Regions from separate parts of the Homo sapiens genome. Here region 2 is linked to region 1. A link is a loop called in an ENCODE intact Hi-C map of the cell type or tissue named here. Cell type or tissue: prostate gland. All regions are shown on one strand. Each heading gives the region's core, and the rest is flanking DNA. Links, peaks and the distances in the headings are about the cores only.

Evidence for each region. A loop is a pair of places that touch in the nucleus more often than their neighbours do. Peaks named below come from ENCODE experiments on the same cell type or tissue, not always from the same donor. Only the 100,000 strongest peaks of a DNase experiment are listed, where the experiment ranks them.
Region 2: it touches region 1 in a loop (2.8-fold over the local background); 5 of 110 quality-filtered maps call a loop at or near these places.

The regions. Positions count from the first base shown.
Region 1 is chr6:93,420,411-93,430,525 of GRCh38, reverse strand. No RefSeq gene overlaps it. Among named protein-coding and RNA genes, the nearest start is that of EPHA7, 5.9 kb to the right of the region's middle. In prostate gland, for the core only: CTCF peaks have their summits at 6,036 (motif pointing right) and 6,730 (motif pointing left); a DNase peak (open chromatin) is centred at 6,735.
Region 2 is chr6:94,040,916-94,051,030 of GRCh38, reverse strand. No RefSeq gene overlaps it. Among named protein-coding and RNA genes, the nearest start is that of TSG1, 340 kb to the right of the region's middle. In prostate gland, for the core only: no CTCF peak of the experiment used is centred there; no DNase peak of the experiment used is centred there; H3K27ac peaks cover 1,578 bases.

The DNA.
Region 1 (10,115 bases), core at 1,167-9,166:
TTATACAAAAGCAAGTAGATAAATATTCCAGATTCCTGACTACCATGGTTTCTCTGGCAATAGAATTTCCTCAAAAACTTAGTAGGATCTTGCAAACATACTGTCATCTGCTGGATTTATGACCAAAGCACCACTGTAGTGCAATGCAAAAGAGTGAGTCTTTCCAAGAAATTATGCTGGGTTCATTGGATATATCTATGGGAAAAAAATGAATCTTGACCTCTACCTCACACCACATACAAAAATTAATTTTACATGGGTTACAGATCAAAATATGAAGGAACAAATGATAAAGATTTTGAGGAAAACCTAAGAAAATACCTTTTTCACTTGGATTAGGCAAAGATTTCTTGAGCAGTACACCATAATTACTAATCACAGAAGAAAACAGTAAAAAACTGGATTACAGTAAAATTAATATTTATCAAAAGATACCATTAACATAGTGAAAAGACAAACCACAAAGTGTGGCAAGATACGTATATCTGACAAATGGTGCATATCTAGATATAAAGAACTCTTAACAGTTTATGAGAAAAAAACAGATGACTCAAATAAAAAGGCAAAAATTTTGAACAGATTCTTCCCAAATGATGATATCCAAATGGCCAATGAACATATACCTATACATACATATGCAACTCTGTGAACAAGTATTTCAACTCCTAAGAATACATCCAATAAAATGCACATATATGGTGTATTGCTTTGGGCTTCTATAGGAAAAACACCATAGATTCATTGAGGCAAACAACAGAGATTAATTTCTCACAGTTCTAGGGGGTAGGAAGTCTGAAATCAAGGTACTGTCATGGTTGGATTATGGTGAGGGCTCATTTCCTGGTTTGCAGATGGCCATCTTCTAGCTGTATCCTCGCATGGCAGCGATCATCTCTCCTGTCTCTTCTCATAAGAGCACTAAATCCATCCATCAGGGTTCCATGCTCATGACCTAATTACCTGCAAAGATCCCACTTGCAAATACTAATATGTTGGGACTTAGGCTTCAACCCTGAATTATTGGAAGGCACAAACATTCAGTCTTAGCATATGGTCATCAAATTAGAATTCTAGAACATATCATTTATAATTTTCAAGAGCAAGGAATTACTAAATGTATATGAACAGTAGGATAAATAAATCAATTTGGTTTATTCTTGCAATGGAATTCTGTACAACCATGAAAATAGAGAAACCACAACTACATGCACTATGCTCAATAACATGGACAAATCTCTCAATTGGTTAAGCGACTACACCAGACACAAATTACATAATAACAGATTCAGGTCACATAAACTACACAAAATGGAAAAACATTTTATTGGAAGTAGAGACTGAGACTTGACAAGAAGGGGGATTTCTGGAAGTTCTTAATGCTCTGTTTCAAAATTCCACTACTGGTTACGCAAGTGTACTCACTTTATAAAAATCAATCAAGCTGTATACTTAATAATAAGTACGTTTTCCTTGTATGCATTACTCTTCAATAAAATTTTTTTTTAATTCTAAATGATAATGGTGCCTCTTATCATTGAGAAATATTAATGGACTTTGTTGTTCAAAGTCTTGAAATCATCTAAGACTTGGAAGTTGAAAGTTAAGCCACAGCTACCACCTTTCTTTTGGCTTTATATTCTGGCAGGAAAGACCATGAAAATGTCTTGTGTTTTTGGCAGCAGTCTTCCACTGACTTTTCTTCAGCTTCTTGCTTGGTGAGAACAGTGGCAGCAATGATAGCTGAGGGAGTAAGGGTTCTTGTTTTCAGCTTCCTGATTCCAGAATCGCTGCTCCAGAGATGCATTCCGAAACCCGCTCCACAGGTGGTTTTAAGTGCAGAAGTGTCAGTGTTGAAGAGTTCTGCACGGATCTGGTGATCATTCTTGGAGGACCAGTCTAAAGCCTGTTTCTTCAGACTCATGGGTGACAGCCCCTAAGATGACCCCAATGATCCTGAATCCCAGTACTCAAGTCCTTGTGTATCATTCTCCTCTTGAGTGTGGACGGGACCTAGTGACTGCCTTGCAATGGGCAGAAAAGTATAGGTATCACTTCTGAGATTAACTTACAAAAAGATGGTGACGTTTATCTTTCTTGTGCCTTGCTGACTCTTTTTTCCTTGTGGTCCTGGCTCTGGATGTAAACAAAGTGTATGTTGTGAGTAACCCTATGAAGAGGTCTGTGTGGCAAGGAACTGACATTCGGTTTGCAGACAATGAAAAATGAGGTTGCCACTGTCATGCTGAGTGATCTTGGAAGTGGGTCTTCTGACACCTAACAACAGTCACTTGTGTTTTAGGAAACAAATCCTCCCCTTCAGCTTTGAGATTATCACGGTGCAGACTGACATCTCAATTGTGACTTTGTGGAAGACCCTGAGACAGAGGACTCAGCTAAGTTGATTGGATTCCTGACACACAAAAACTATGAGATAATAAATATTGGTTTTTTTAAGCCTCTGAGTTTTGGGCTAATTTGTTATGCAGTTATGTATAACTAGTACAATAATGTTCAAAAATTTTGTGAGCAGCTAATTTTCCAAATTAAATTTATTCAGCTTAAAATGCCTAGGGTAGTGTCTGTTTCATCAATAAAGTGTAACTTTTATACTCCCCACTGTGCCCTTTACATATTATCTTGCTCCCTGAAATTTCCTTTCCCCTATTCCCCTTGGCGGACCACCTATTATTGGCAACTCAAGGTCAATCTACAATGCCAGTCCCTAACAGGATGCTCTCCAGTCTGATTTATTGCTCTGAATATATCTATCAGATATCTACCTATCTCAATTAAAAGGCAGTATCCGTTAATTGTGTATTTCTGCCATATACTAAAATAAGTATTTCTTGAGGACCACAATGGAGAACATTTCCTAGTCATTTTTGCATGCCAGTACCTAGCCAAAACCTGGAGAGCAGAATGTATTTCTAAAGTGTGATGAGTGAAGGGAAATAAAGAATAAAAGAGGGAAGAAGCAAAGAATGGAAAAAGAAAAGAACAATTAACTATAAAACCAGTCATTTTTCAAATACAATATGGTAACTACAACATGATGCCCCAAAATCTGAATGAATTCTTCAGTGTCTCATTATGCAGCAGAAAACATATTTCAGGCTAAATGTTGCAGAATGGGATAAAATGAAACGGGTCAGGGCCGCAATAAGATGTACCTAGGTTTGCTAAGGGAAATGCTTGGATCTGTAGGTGATGGAAGTAGCCTAGAAAGGCAGGTTGTATATTGTCCAATAAATATTTTGACAGGAAGACTGGTACTATCTGCAAATGGTTGACATCAGACAGATTCAGAAAAACATAGTAGTAGTTGTCTAAAAGGTGGCAGGAAAAGTCAGGCATTGACGAGCAGTTCACATCCAGGCAGATGGCAGTTGTCCACATCAAGACAATGTATCAGTAACTAACAAGGCCTAAGGCATAAGGCCAGGTTCTGGACAAGGATCCCATTAGAGGGATGGGGAAGCAAAAAGTTAACCTATGGAATACACACTGTAGTTCTTAAGAGATTTGAATACCAATTTTAGAAAAACAGACATAGACTTTAATTCAAAAATGAAACAATGGTCCTCTGAATATTTAATTCGTGATCTTTGAATGTTGTCTTCCTAAGGCTAGGCTTAGTTTGCATAGAGACTAAGATGGCTTCTACTGGGTGTAGAGAAATATGTAAAATCTATGCATCACATAGACCTTGGAAATGATAGATATGTGTATTTGAATAGGTAAATATTTCTGGATCTATGTTTATGATGAATCAGACACCATTAGAGAAATACATTTTAACTATTTACTTTAGCATTGAGATAAATGCCTTATAATGGTAAGCCTTGAAAATTTTACATTTTGAATTACAAGTATTACTAGAGAATACATTTCGGATTAATCTATAAAGCATAAAACTGCAAAATTACACATTTCGTACAATGGTACACAGAATACACTATCTTAGTCAAGTTTTAACTATAACTTTAAAGATATATTTATAATATAGCTCTAGCAGTACAATTTATATAAAATTCATACTTTCATTCTCTGATCAAAAAATTTATCTATTTAAGTCTTAACCTTGATTAAAAATTAAAATGGCTAAGTGTAGGGCATTTGTTTTTAAATATTCATCATATTTTAAGATATTTGACTAGGTAGAACTCTAACATGGACTCTAATGTGTTACTACTTTCCTTTCCTTTTCATTCAGTATCATTCCGCTCCCTGTTTTATAGCCTTCTGACCAAGTATAACTGATTGGGCCAGAGCTGCCAATTCTCTAAAATGGACACAACTACCATTTATCTAAAACGTGATAATCCACTGGACTTTCTCAAAAGTACCTAAGAATATGCATGTAATTATTGTACTGCATTTCTTTATTAAAACTTAGAAAGTAATTGTTCCCTCAAAAGTTTAAATCAAAGGTATATGCAAATATATTATAATTTGTTAAAATAAAGACAAAGATATGATAGTATAGAAAAATTAATTTCAAGTTGAGATCTTAAAGAACTCTCATAAGAGATCTTGTACTTCTTATTGAAATGCAGGATAATTTCTCTTTTCTCTGTACTTGTGAGGTAGATAAAGTAGGTTTTGTCTTTTATGGTTATCATCTATCTTTAAATGAAGGAAATTTCTGCCAGAATTTTCATGTTTTTAAGTTTCACAGACTTTGCAACCAAAGCCTGCTTGTTAAAAGCTTGCTGAAAGAGTGACTATCAGATATTAAAATACTTAATTAAACTGAGATTGACCTCAGTCATTTCATCAATCTAAAATCAAATAGAGAATGTGGCAGGTTAATTCTGTAGCTTATCTACAGCAATGAGCCTATGAAACCAAACAATGATAATAATAAGCTCATAGAATCTGAGATGATGTAAAATTTTTATGAAATTTTCTGTCTGATATGAGTGCAGGGAGGGGAAAAGAAAACAACTTTAGACAAGTCAGATGATAAAAATCCTTACTGTGCATTGAATTTTCTTGCAGTTTATGGTCAATAGTGCAATTATAAAGATATCATCACTGTTGAAATCAACACAGAAAAACTGAATGGTTACCTATTTCTCTAAGTATATGATATTCTCCCTGTTTTCAAAAAGAAACATGAGTCACAAAGGCATCATGATGGGTGTTAGGTCTTTTGTGTATTGGGTTATGATTTATTCATCTGCGTATGTCCCTAGTGCCTTTTTGTATTTAATAAATACATGAAAAGCCTACTTTTGATAGAGGTTTTGGTCACCATTCTCTCTCTGGAATCTTATGACAGATTGTGAATCTTTAATCAGTTTGATCCACATTATCAAGAAGAAATACAGTCACTTATCTTTTTTAAGTTTGCTTGTCGAAATGGTCAAATCTAGCATCTCTCTTTTGAGGGCTTCTGCTCTCCTTAATTCCTCCTGAGAATCTCTAGGCATACACTCAGTCGAAAGGGATCATATTTTGTCCAGATGATTATAATGTTCAGTGCACTACTGACTTTAGTTACATCACTGTCATATCATATATCTTTTAAAAATTGGCTGTACTTAGTATTACTACAATGATACCTTGTTATATAGATCCCTCCATGCTATAATGTCACTTCACCTTTGAGCTAAAATGGTACAGCTCTTTTAGTTCATACTTGCATAATCAGCATAAATACCATAGCTAGGTTGCTGGGTTCCAAGGCCTTTGAATATCAGCAAATGTCTTCACCCAGTAAATTTTAAGCTCAATTGTATTTCCCTTACAGTAAGCACTTCTTTGTGATACTTGGGCTCATTTCTTTCTCAGTCAGAACCATTCTTATCTTTCAGAGCTTCTAATACTGTTAAAACTCAAATGGGATAGGTTTGGGATCCTCTCCTCCCAGGAAAGTCCTTGTCTCTTATATAAATTTGTCTTTTCTTCAAAGAGAACAACTGCATGCCAAGTCTAGAGGTATTATAAGACATCACCTCTGGTATGTATAGAATTTTACCCTTCCTCCATGGAGAGAATGTCCACAGCTTTACAATTTCACAACTAGGGGGCACTACTCCCGCATTTCTTTCTCTAAAACAGAAATTCCAAATTATTACCATACATAGAAACTCATTATTTTTTAGACCTCTTCTTAGACCTTTTTGAGATTAGTCAGGCAAGTTTTGACAGAATTTCATTTTTAGTATTAACCACGGCAGAAGATTAGGATGAGGTGTGGTGTCTAAAATACTCCTCAGCCTAGAAAGTTCTCTGGGAACTTCAGAGGATCCTTAAAAACTCTGGACTGTTAAGTCCCAGAGCATGCTCCATCCCAGCCTGGCCCTGTTCTTTGGGTAAAAGACTAAGATAAGTGGGAACAGACTAAGGAAGAGAGTATCTGAGGTCACTCTGGAAACTCAAAATTCTTCGGGTTAGTTAAAAAAACAAAAACAAAAACTGGAGCAAGCTTTTCCATAGTATAATTCACCTTCTAATGTGCCTTTGAGCCTATTCATTTAACTTGGCCTCTATGGACTAAAATAGGTCATAGGACATCTCACAAATTTTTATGAAGGCATTTTGTAGCCTGGCATAGGTACCGAGAGAAAAAGAAACTTAAAAGTAATCAATGAGACAAATATTATATATTCATAATATATATGTATATATACATGCACAAATACACACACATACAATTTCACAACTAACTCATCTTTACCTTGTACAGGGTGGACTTGATTGTCCAGGACACCCAGAGGTCCTGTTGCCCCCTGGTGGTCGCTGAATTATCACAGATCTTGATACCTAAAAATCCTCTGGGTGAAGAGCTTAAAAATTACAACATGAGAAACCATGGAAGCATGTAGAAGTAATTTGAATAATTTAAGCCAGTTCATCCTATCAATCCTGGTGATTTATGGCAAAATGAACTGGAAGTAATGGAAGAAAAGAGCCTCCCCATGCAAAATCAAGTTTGAAAAAAAAAAAATCCACTAAGAGCACCGAACATGTGCTACTTGATTTCAGGTATAAAGTGCTACATTTTCCTAGCTACATTTTGTTATTTTAATATTACTTAAAAAAAGAGTAATTTGACTGAACACTTTTTAATATTTTAGGTGATTAGAAAATTTCAGTGGTACCTCAGCAATAATATTCAAGTGGACTCATAATTTAGATATAAATTATATTTTTATTTGTTAAACTGTCTGAAATTAACTTGGAAATTGTACTTAAAGAATTATAATTGTAATCTTCTGAACTTTATTTATCTGACTTCACAAAAGTGTGTGAAATTTTACAAAGGCACAAAATAAATTCTTGACTTATGGTTTGATTTCTGACCTCTGACTTCCTATACTTTCAGCTAAATCTGAGCTTAGAAAAATTCATGAATTAATATGTTTTTAATGAGTTTAGGTTATGCACATTTTTTACATTAGACTGCAAATAAATATTTTATATACACTACATAAATCATGTTAATGTAAATATGTAAATGATTTTCCTACACAGTGGAAAGATTGTTTATATTTTGACTGAAATCACAGAATCCAATTTTCTGTAATATCTGTTAACTAAGACATAATGCTTCTTTTCTGCTTATAATCAATTTCTTCTGCACAGTACCTTTTCTAATTCAGTTTAAATTACCCTTTTTCTGTGATGAACTTGCATTTTCACATTTGCCAGCTGTGAATGCATTTTGATGATAAGTACAAAAGTAGTGGGTTCAGAAACAGCCCTTTGATTTCATTGTTGTTAACTATTTAGTTTGACAGTCTTGGATTTGTAACATACTGAAATCTCCAATTGTCCCTTTGCCCTCGAATGGCCTGAATACTAGACACACACAGTATAACCTTTTCTTTCATTTGAAAATTCATAGAACTTATTCCCTGAAGTCATTATAATTTACTCCTATTTCTCTCTTAAAATCAGAGAATATTTCCCAGAGTTAAACAGTGAGGTAAATATTAGTATTGTAACAAGTTAAAACAAAATAGCAGGTGTACCCTCATTTAGAATGTGTCTTGAATTTGGACATTTCCCTACATGTACAGTCATGTGATTATTGGTAATTATACAAATAAATAATACAAAATGCATTAAAATTGGGTATATCTCCTTAGTATCTGAAGAGAGGCGTTTTTCATCTTTCCACTATACATTTATTATAGATGTTGCAACAGAGGGGATATAAAATTGAAATATTAAGGTCTTAGTCTCTGTTTCCATTTACTTAAAATTCACTAAATATATGTGGACGACGCTATCAACTTAGTTGTACAATGAATGCATAAAAATGTAAAACTAGTTTTCAGAATTATTGCTTTGGCGCACAGGTGTTGGTCTCATACACTATTTGGTATTGCTCAGGAAGACAAGTTCCTTTTGAATTCACTTTATATACAAACACATCGCATTATTAAAAATAATTGATTAGAAATAATATGCTTAAATCATAAAATGAAGCTAAAATAAATTGTAATGGTGTGAGGAAGTTCACCATTATGTTATTTTAAAATGAGAAAGTTTTGTATACTGATAATTTTTATGTCAGTGGCTTCATGTACAAATAGGTCTATATGCTTTATCATTAGTCAAATACAGTCGAGTGTAAATTTATATATTAATCATATACTGTATGCTGAACACTGTCTTCTTGACTGTCATTTATTTTTATTTAAATGCTCCGAATTCTTTGTCAATATATCTAGATACTACAAAAGAAAGAAGAGAAGTTTGAAAAACCTAAAAATCAGTATCACTGTGCAGCTATGCAGGGAGAACTGTCAGCAGCCTGGCACATGTGCATTTAATGTGAAGCTTCTTGTCTCTAAAAATAAGAGTAAAGTTACACATGCCCCTGTGTCTGACAGAGAGAAGGGACACAAAAAGAGGACTCACTATACCACCTACACTCATCAGAGGAGTGAAGGATGTTACTTCTTTGGTTTCCTGGTTTTAATGGAAAAGTATTTGTATTCACATCATTGAGTATTAGTCATTCAATAGATGAAAGGAATATTTTAAACTTTAAAGGCCACCTTGGTGTCATTTTAAGAAGTGGGGATGAGACCCTGGGGAAAGTGTTGAAATCCTGGAGAATTCGTTTTAACTATTAGAAGTGGTTTAATATTTGTAAGTTTGTAGTTCTGTGAGTTCTAAAGACTAAGTGCAGGGATTTATGTTTTTAACTCTTATGTTTTAGTTTACAAGTTTCATCCTTAAATCATCTATTTGTGTAAATAAAGCTTCATCTCCTCTATAACAAGTGTGTTCTCCCCATATTTTTTTTTGTCTCTTTCTAAGGTTAATCTATTACGCATTTACATTTTCTATGCATCCTTTAAGGGACACTGAAGATGCTTTTTGATACACTTTCTAAAATATTAAATAGGCATAATGGCTAGGAATATGTAACATTGAAGAAATGTTTCAGAAACTACAGAATCAAAGAGGTTTAAAGAATAAATTTCATATCTCTCTTCCATGTTATTTTATTAGGCAAATAAAAACTACAGGAGACAATTTAACATAAAATACAAATAAATATCTGGGGGTTGTCATCTTAGAGAACTCCCTACTATAAAAAGCAGAAACAACTCAATTTACTTTATATTTCCAGATAGAAAGGTTGGAAAAAGTTTGGAGCCTTATGTGAGATCAAACTTTGGATCTATCGGAAATAAAAGGAAATCATAAATGACTGAGAAATATTTTTAAAGGAAGAAATTATAGGACAAAAAAAGAAATTCATCTTAAACATGTGATCAAGTTACTCTGTGTGACCTTTGAAATTGAAGATTTGGCAATTAAAATTTTAAAGTTCTTCCTCTTATTACCTACCTCTTGAATACAAAGTGTCCGAAACTGCCTAATGGAAAACAGATTTCTCTACGCAGCCTTCCTTGCCGTTCGGGTTGAATGAATTCAACTGGAGATATTGGTTATGACTTTTTTTATTCTTAGTTTCTCTTTGAAAGATAAGCATTGAATAATTCCTGAAAATGGTAAATACTTGCGAAGAGAAAGGTCTTGCTTTATGAATTTAATACGTAGTGGCATTCTTTAAAATTCAGTGTAATTTATGCAGCGAAATGGAAAACTATCAAAGTGGAGGCAATCCAAGGAAAACCTTAGAA
Region 2 (10,115 bases), core at 1,036-9,035, 620 kb before region 1:
AGGAGTCATTTTTTCAGTCCCTTTCTCCACTCTTGTCCAGCAGACAGATTGTGAGGACTTCAGTAATAGAGGCTGTCTCTCATTCGCACTTGTATGTCTGACCATTATACAAATACCTATGAGAGGACCTCAATAATTTTCCATTGGGTTGAATTGAAGAGATAAAATATGTGGCTCAACTGGCATGGGCATTGAAAATTAATTTAATAACTAATTAAACAACCTACGAATATATTCCTTATCCTCACATGAAAGCCAGAAGTCCTCAGGGGTTTTCCTACCCATTGAGATGCAGCTATTTGCTTCGAGGATGCTCCTTCCTTATATCATGCCCGCTGGAATTCCAGAGCATGCTGCAAGTATTCTCTATTTAACTGAAGGTCTTAGGATAACCTTATATTCTCATGTTCAACTCTGGAGAAACACTATTTTCTTTATTGATTTAGTTCAGTTGTTAGCTCATGTCACTACCCCCCACATGTTGCTTATGTTCTGAATTGCTTGGAACCCAGGCATAAAACTTCAGTTGGGTTTCATAACAAGTCTAACCATTATCAAATGTGTGCATATGTGTGTAATGGGCTACATTAATGGATGTGAGGCTAAGTTGGGGTGCTAATTTTGCAGACGCAAATTACCTTAAATCTAATGTTTGACTTTACTCATAGTTTTTCTAAAAGCCTGAATCAACTAACAGGTATATTTTAGTGATCACTTCACAACACACTGTCCTAGCTTCACACCACCTTATTGGTTCCCTGATAGATTTCTCCTCCTTCTGCTTTACTACTTCCCTTCAGCTCTTTCTGTCTTGGTTATTCAACATGATCCAGTTGTAACAGCACTTTCTGTCCACTTTTGCTGCTCAGATCCACTCAAGAAGTATGATTGTATACAGGAGGTGTTTTTTTTTTCTCAATAACTTCCCTATATTCAAATTATATTTTCTTTAGTAAAGAAGGTAAAATGTGATTGTTACAAAATTAGCCTAGACATTTTTCATTAAATGGTAGGAGTAGAAGTAGTATAAGTTCTCTTATATTTCTCAATAATATCACATATAGTTCATATTTCTGCATTCTCTGAGAATTCTTCAATTTTATGCATTTTCTTTCTTAGTGTCGATTTGGCATTTTCTACAAAGTAGAGTTTTTCATCTTTACTTTCAAAATTATTAGGTATAAATGTAAAATTATTCAGTTTTCTTTATTAACCTCAACTTTGTAATTTAGCTTGTACTCCTCCCCTTTCCATAACCCATTCATTTACAAATGTACTCCCAACTAAGTTCAAGTATCCTTTTGCCTTGATCTTAGCTTTAAACTGCTTTACAATTATCTTCACTATAGAATCAGGAAACTAGCACTATTATCTTCTTGATTTCTTGACATTATCTATCCTCGTTTTTATTCTGACTCCCAAGGTTTATTATTTGTTTTGATAATCTTTTTTTTTTTTACTTTTACAAATAACACGTTGATATTAAATTCTTTATATAAGATTAAATATTCTACATCTCATATTTCAAGCACTCATCAAGAAAACTTTTCCACTGAGAAACCATTATGCTACTTGAAAATCTGAAATTATAATTTCTTTGTTTTTTATCAGTCTTGTTTTTCTTACCATTATTAGATCAATATCATCTTTTTGTGTCTTAAACATGTGGTTCACAGCCATGCCACTTCTCATACCACATTCCATGTATTCCTAACCCTGTTTCTTCCTTCACATTTCTAAAACACCATCCAAAACAAACACTTCTTTCTCCTTCTTCTTCTTCTTCTTTTAAAAACATGTTTTCTCTTTTCCCTGGGGGCAGATACTGTCTCTCACATGGTGGGTCTAAAATGTTTTGAGAACAGATACTATAAGAGAAATAATCTTCAAGACACAAAACTGTGGGGGGCACAGAATTTATTACTAGAATGCATCTCTGGACCTGACTGTTCCTCTACTCCTTTTATCCCTGACCTGAATGGCAGTTGGGCAATGTCTGTGTTTAAGGGAACTATGAGCCTTTATGTTCAGTACAATGCTTCACTGTCTTAAAGTGCTCACAGGTGCTTTTATTAGTTACTACGGATATTCTTTGTTGATAACTAAGATACTGATGTTAACAATAAAGCAAAAATATTGAATGCAACAGTGGCCACCAATCAGAGGAATATCCAATTTAGAGGATGCAGAAGCTTACCACTGTGCCATCAAAGTAAAATCTTTTGAGGTGAGTCAAGCTGGAAGTGGGGAAACTCTCACATCTCCACAATAAGAAGCTCACATTTTTAAAATAGGAGGCTCTAAATGTGTGTATCTTGAATGACGGTAAGGTCAGAGATATTGGAGAGGTTTAATATCTTTCTGAAAGTAAGAAAGAGAAGGCTGATGACATAAATTGTATAGGGAATCATTAATTCTGCTCACTTAGAATTCTGCTTCTTCCCCCTTGCAGGAACATGATAGAATTACACTTTCTTACACTTTTGAGGTTAGTTGTGGCCAGATGGCTTGCTTTGGCCAGTGAAATTCAAGTGACTGTGTCACTTCCAGATAACATTTTCATAGCTCATGTGCAGTTTCCCATATTCTTCTTTCCCTTCTGGTATGGAGATGAGAAACATTTGGGAGATCACCGCTCCCTCAACCCTGGGCCTCTAGGGACTTCATTAAGCCCTGAGCTCTGATGCCACAGAAGGACATGCAGAGTAAGTGAGATATCACTTTAAGTGGCTGGGATTTGGTGGTTATTTGTCACTGCACCATATTGTAGCTCAGTCTTTGCACAGGACACTGAATGCAAAAATATTCCACTATTTACTTTACATAGATTGTTAAGATAAAACAACAACAACAAAAACCTTTCCTCGAACTTGATATTTTTACGTGTTGAAAACCTAAAAAAGTATAAATTAAAATCTCTATTATAACCAAATCTACTTGTGGACAATATCATAATCAATCTACATTTGGTGCAGAAAATTTCTTTATAGCAATTTTCACTTTCCTTTGAAGATTCATACGTGGCTCAATCAGAACATTCAGGTAAAGCTCATGACAAATATTCATAAAGAATGGGTTTGCACTGAAAAACAAAGAGTTTTCAGTACTTGAAAAAAATTACCCATGAAGATACTTCATCAGTAACTGTAAAATATAAATTAATTGGGGAGCTAAGTCGAAAAGCCTTCCAAATTAAAATTTTTACCTAAATATCTATTTAGCATTATGAAACTGAATTCTGGAAAATAACATGCAATAAAAGTTTAGACTTAAATTCCTTCTAGATATTAAGATATTAGTCTTTAAATTTAGAAAATTTTAAAAATCTGTCTAAAAATGAAAATCATCTGCAAGGGCAAATAGTCATCTCCTACTCACTTTTTGTAAGTTTATTTCAAATATGTATTTATTTTTTAAATAAAACATTCAACTATTAATGTACTTATTAAGCAGGTATTGAGCAACTTTAGTTCTAGAATGTTAAGTGTAATGAGATATATATTATATAACACAAGCTACAATTTTAAGATGCTTACTATGGAAAAAATATAAGTGTCTAAAGAATTAAGGCATTGATATACATAACGGTGAAGGGGTATTCAGGGGAAAAAATTTTAAAAAATCACTAGCACATATTGTCAGTAGGTATCTAAACATGCTTAGGAAAAATATAGATCCTCTCATAGCCTAGCTCTAACATATTTCAGGAAATCCTTTTAAAATTGATAGAATAATGAAATAGAACATTAAAGTTAGTAAACAAGAAAAACACAAACATTCAGGTATTCATTCACATTTCTTTGAATATAATTTCTAAATGCATAGTGATATTCCTTTTCAATAAGTGGAATTATTTTTCATTGACTCTTCTAGGTAAATAGCCTGTAACAACTGTTTCTCTTTTTATAGATTCCTTAGACTACTCTGAGTAAATTCTGTGGGGTTAGTGGCTAAAGTTGTGCATTCATAGGTGCCTGACTCTTTTAGCTAGAGTAACTTTGCAGAATTACAGCACTTACTGCCACAATATACACAGTTAAATAATTTATACAATGTGGAAGAAAGCAAGTCTAAAACCGATTATCAGCTGGTAGGCAAATTCACTTGAATGTTGGGATCACTGTTGAATATTCAATTATATAGATAAAAAGAACATTAATAGAATTCTAAACATATATAACAACTTGCAGTTAGTTATTATTGTATATTCTAAAGGACCTTCCAGACTGCCTAAAGATGCACATTTAAATCAAATCAATCAAAATTAAAAGAGAAACATTTTACAAGATTTATGCATTAAATATCAAGTCATTGTATGTATTTTACTTTCTTTCCTTTTGTCCTAGTAGTTGTTTTTGGTAACAATTTGCAAGATACTCTAACTTATTAAAATTAAGATATATCTTATTTCTTCTGTATCAATTTCTTCCACATATAAATTCAAGAAAACTATTCTCACAGGTGGAATATAAGATTACAAAATATCTGACTGCTATGGAAAGGTTGTTTTCAGTAAAATAGAAAGGAAATGTTATTCCTTGAATTTTCTCAAGTCTGTATCTCTAAAGAGCTCAAACATAATGTGACAATGGAGAAAAATGCTCTTTGGCTTTACGGCTATGCTGAAGCTAGCCTGATGTTCTGTAAACAGAGGTGTGTTATTGATAAGTTATTGAAATATGTGTGCCAAACAGCCCAGAAAAACCACTATGCTTTCTGAAGAGAAGGTGGAAGGAAAGCTTGCTCTCAACCTAAACTTTCATTTGCTGGAGTTTGGACAGTTTCTTAACAAACAACAAATCATCACTTTCTATCCTTAGGAACTTTGTTATAAAGAAGTTTATTCAGTCTTATTTCAATAGTTTTTATTCTTGGTAATATGAAGGATGAATTAAGTTGATCACAAAAGACTTTCACTACTCTGAATTACCTGTTTCACCTTGGAAAGCCACACAAAATGAACCTCTTAAGCCTTTTGAAAATGACCTTTTTCCTCAGAAATGATTTATCTTTCCCCTCGAAAATCCGTTTTACAAAAGGGAGTATGATTAAAGGAAGCCAAGCAGCACAAACACTTGCTGAAGATCCTGCTTATCTGGAACTCACTTGACAATGTGTGTTTTTGGGGTTGGGAATGCTGCAGGTTCAAGGGATAATTCTGCCTTTCAGGCACTTCAATTTATTTCATGCCTGAGCACTGTCATTGTACGCAGACAAGATGAAACGCATCGTTGTGTAAAGAAATTGAAATGGAATCCTACTTGACCCAGCAGGATGGGGCATTATGTTTGACTCAGTAGTGATTCCTGGGATAATATCTAATTCCAGGAGGAAAATTTCTTGATATGGCCACCTGCTGTGAACGGCTTTGTCCAGGGATCACAAGTTGTTCTGGGTGACTAGGCTCAGGACATGCCTAGAAGAATGCAGCTCGTCTCCTGCTGGCATTTAGATCTCTTCATTTTCTCGATGCTTTCTATTCAACAGGAACAACTGAATGGAACAGGGGGGTTGGGAGAATATGAAGCACTCCATACTCTAGCAGCAATGAGAGTCAAGGCCCGCTTGACCCGAGATTCTTATTTATTTAATTTTTTAGAGAGCCATCATTATTTCTTCACAGGGCACTTTTTAATTTTTACACTTCTCGGGCCAGCCCCCTTGCATGTCTTTCTCTGTTCAGTGTGTGTGAAGTATTTACTTTGAAAAGGCTGCACACCAATAGATTAAATAAAATAGGAACATTCTGTCTCACAAGAGAGAATCGTGCAGACAGCTTTATTACTTCTATCAGAGAACAAAGATATTTCCCAGCATGCAGAGGATTATTAGGCCAGAAGCAAATAAATGGGATGTGTGATGTCAAAGCTTCAAATGCGATCAAGAAAAATTGTCTAATTGATTTTGCTGCAATTATCGTTTTTGGAAAGCAATTCCTCATTTTTTTAACTTTTTCTTATCTTTTAGAATTTTTAAAGATTTATCTCGATATATGCATAGAGGGAATATGTAATCCATTATCCTAATATCTCCCTCACAAAACCTAGAGAATATAGTTTTAAACTAGCCTCACTCAGAATAAAACATTCTTAGGTTAACATGATAATTATCAACACATCCCTCCCTCCTCCATTCCCCTACCCTCAGTCTTTTTTTTTTTTTTTTTAAGAATGCTGACACCATGACACATTCATTATCTAAACTTCAACATTCCTTACCTTGGTCAGCTAAAAGTGAATTAAATGAATAATGGAAAACTTTCTTCTTAAATCTTGTTAGGCTTTCATCTTTCCTCTTATTTTCTTAATTTCTCTCTGGATATTGAAGTTAGGAGAAGTTGCTCAGGAAAATTTATTTCCTTTTTCTGTTTTATTTTTGTGTGATAGCTCTGAGAACAAAAATAAACAATTACTTTTTTTTTTGTCTCCCATGTAAAAGAAACAAGCTCTCAAGCCTCAATTCTCACTCTAATAAAAATGAATGCTTCTAAAAAATGCACGTATGATATTAAATATGTGCATATGTACATTCCCAGTATATAAAAATACTTAAAACACATTCACACATGGCCAGCTACATATGGCATAATGCATGAACATATATATGTGTAAATACACACACACATATACATACAAGACACACACATATACACACATTATATAATAAAATATAACTATCTCTATATATTGTAATCTCTTTGTGTACAAGTATATTTACACATTAATGCAAATGATTACATTGTTCTGAATTTTGTTTAATTGTGAATAACTTACAAAGATATGAAATCTATTTAGAAATATATTTTACATTTTAAGCCAGTAAAATTCCAAAGGTATTTGGCAAGTATGTGGGAGTAGTTTTTCTATTGTCTTATTAGATATTCCTGAATTTGAGTCATTTGAATTACACAAGAATATATTTCTATAAATTCAGTTAGAAAATCTGAAGTAATTGAAAACTGTTAGCTTTCATTCTTTAATAACTATTTCAAGCTAAGAAATGTCTGCTATGGATGAAATATAGCAATTAGCCAAAGATTTTATAAATAAACAAAAAACCAACAGAAGTATACTATTTTTAAAGGCAAAGTGGCAAATGTATAAATTATTTCTTTTATTAGAAAAATTACATATGCACAGCTTTGGAATAATAAATATTTCATTAAAAGTATTATGTAAAATTTTCAAATGGTTTCTTGCTTTTTCCCTTCCCTTCTTTTCCTTGCTAATCAATTCATTCTAAAAGTCATTATGCAGGATTGTGCAAAGTAAGGCTCAGCACAGGAAATGTTCAACTACTGTGGTGGCCAAGTGCAAGGTATTCAACACAAGCAAGCATGTTGACCAAGGTATCTGCCAAGAAGGGTGATCTGGCTCAGAGTATTAGAACCCAAGTGGTATAAGGAAGGTTTGTCCGCTGAGGCAGCTGAGTATACTGTGTTGGAGCTCAGACAATGTAAGAAAGGGATTTATGTGGGGCTTGGCCAACTATAAAGTATAAGTACCCAAGTAGGGTAAAAGGGCATCCCCAGGGGGAAGATGTAGTGTAGCATGGAGTATCAGGACACAAGAGAGAAGAGGACTCCTGAGTGAGAGAAATCAGATATGGGGTTTTAGAGTCAGTGCAGGTAAAAAGAGTGCTTGTAGGAAGAGTAGTTTAGCTCAAGATCTTGGAGTCTGAGTGGATAAGGAAAATATCCATGTGGTTTATGTGGGGGATGTGGTCTGGCAGGGATGTGTAAGTTCAAGCAATGTAAAGGGATTGTTGGCATAGAAAAGTAAAAGCAATGGCAATGGAAAATTGGTTATATAAAGGAATATTTGTTTAAATAAGTAAATATATTGACAATAAGTATAGTTACGGTGAAAAGGCTTCTATTTAACGGCTCTGGTACAATCTGAGCATTAAAATAAATAATGATAGTAACAAATGATAAGCCATTGAATAAAATAGAAATTCATAAATTAATGGAGAAATTGAAATTTTGATTAGGAACAGGATATATTCGTAGTACCAAAGAACTCATTCACAAAATTATTAATTTAAAAAGAAACAAAAATATGTAGAAGTCTAAGAAACACTATATTGATCAAGAGATCACAATTAACACCACCACAAAGTGTGGAGTTAAGATCTCTGAAAATCTATTTCTCCATAAAAACACTGAGAACATAGGAGGTATTGTTAAAATCAACTTTTTCAGAACCGTGGAAATTAACTAAAGACTTCTAACAACTCAATAAGTGGTTATTCAAGAAAAATTGCTGAATCTCAGGAAAAACATTGAGCATTGTGGCAGATTACTTTATTCTATTTTCATCCTGTCTTCATAGGTCACTAGGAGTATAGAAAATAAGCAGCCTCATATCCATGGTCACAGTGAAAACTAGGAGGATAGCAGCCAATGGAGAGGGAAGAATGGGTTTGGAAATCCCCACAAAGCTCCATCTTCAGAGAACTGTCATTATTTGACCTGCCTGGAAGCTCCCTGGAAAAGCCCCATTCAAAGGGTTGTCTTTATCTGACCTGATTCAGAGCTCACTCAGTGTGAAGGCTCTATCCCCTGGTGTTTCTCTAAAAAATAAGTGGCAATTATTTAACACATAGTTACCTGAGTTGGCAAAATCAGCTGGAGACACCAAGAGTCTGTCCAGTGAATTTAAAAAGGAAAGGAGAAGTCCATAAAGGGCTTTGAAAAGATCTGAAAGGTCTAAAGGAATCTAGAAGGCTATGCATATGTTCAGGACAGTGCTCATGACTAGGAAAGGCCTGAGTACATCTTAATCGCTCATGTTTGGCTGACATTAAGACTCTGCAAAGTCAGGAAGTGAAGACCAAGATTGAATTGTAAATTTCCAGAGCATTGCAAAATTACTTCAACAGAGATAGTCGCTCAGCAAAAAATGGAAGTTGTTTATTCTAGGCATTTTTATAAGTCTCTGTTTAATCATTCACTGGACAGTGCAGAAACTTTCAGTGGCTACGTAAGAAAAAAAAAACACACACAGACTCCACAGAATTAGTTTGGAAAGTCTATGAATAATCAGCAACAGCAACAACAATAACAAACAACAACAATAAACCATGGAAAAGGGTAAGGATCTGAATCCCAGAGTTATGACATTATATAATTTTAAGTGTCTAGTATTCAACAAAATATGATAAGATACACAAATACACAGGAAAGTGTGGTCTATACATGCTTTACATATATTAAAATCTGTCCCTGTGAATAATATCCAGAATCTACACAAAAACTCAAACAAATCTGTAAGAAAAAAAACAACCCCATCAAAAACTAGGTAAATTACATAAATAAACACTTCTCAAAAGAAGAGAGACAAACATATGAAAAAAATACTCAGCACTAATCACTGGGGAAAAGCAAATTAAAACCACAATGAGATACCATTTGACCCCAGCCAGAATAGCTATTACTAAAAAGCCAAAAAAAAAAAAAAAATAAGTGTTGTCATGAATATGATGAAAAGGGAATACTTATACACTGTTGGTGGGAATATAAATTAGCACAGCCTCTATAGAAACTAGTATGGAGATTTCTCAAATAACCAAAAATAGATCTACAATTCAATCCATAAGCCCACTGCTGGGTATCCACCCAAAGGAAAATAAGTTGTTATATTAAAAAAGGACATCTGAATGCATATATTTATCACAGCATAATTCACAATTGCAAAGATATGGAACCAACCTAAATGCCCATCAAAAGATGTGTGGATAAAGAAAATGTGGTCTATAGGAAATCCATGGAATATTTCTCAGACATAGATGGAACCAAAGAATGTCTTGTACAGCAATGTCGATGGAGCTGGGGGCCATTCTAAGTGAAGTAACTCAGGAATGGAAAACCAAACACCCTATGTTCTCACTTATAAGCTAAGCTATGAGTAAGCAAAGGCATACAGAGTAGTATAATGGACACTGGAGACTCAGAAGTGGGGAGGCTGAGAGGGAGGTGAGGAATAAAAAACTACATATTGGGTACAGTGTACACTACTTGGGAGATGGGCTGACTAAAATCTCAGACTTCAACACTATACAATTCATCTATATAACCAAAAACCACTTGTGTTCCCAAAGCTATTGAAATTATA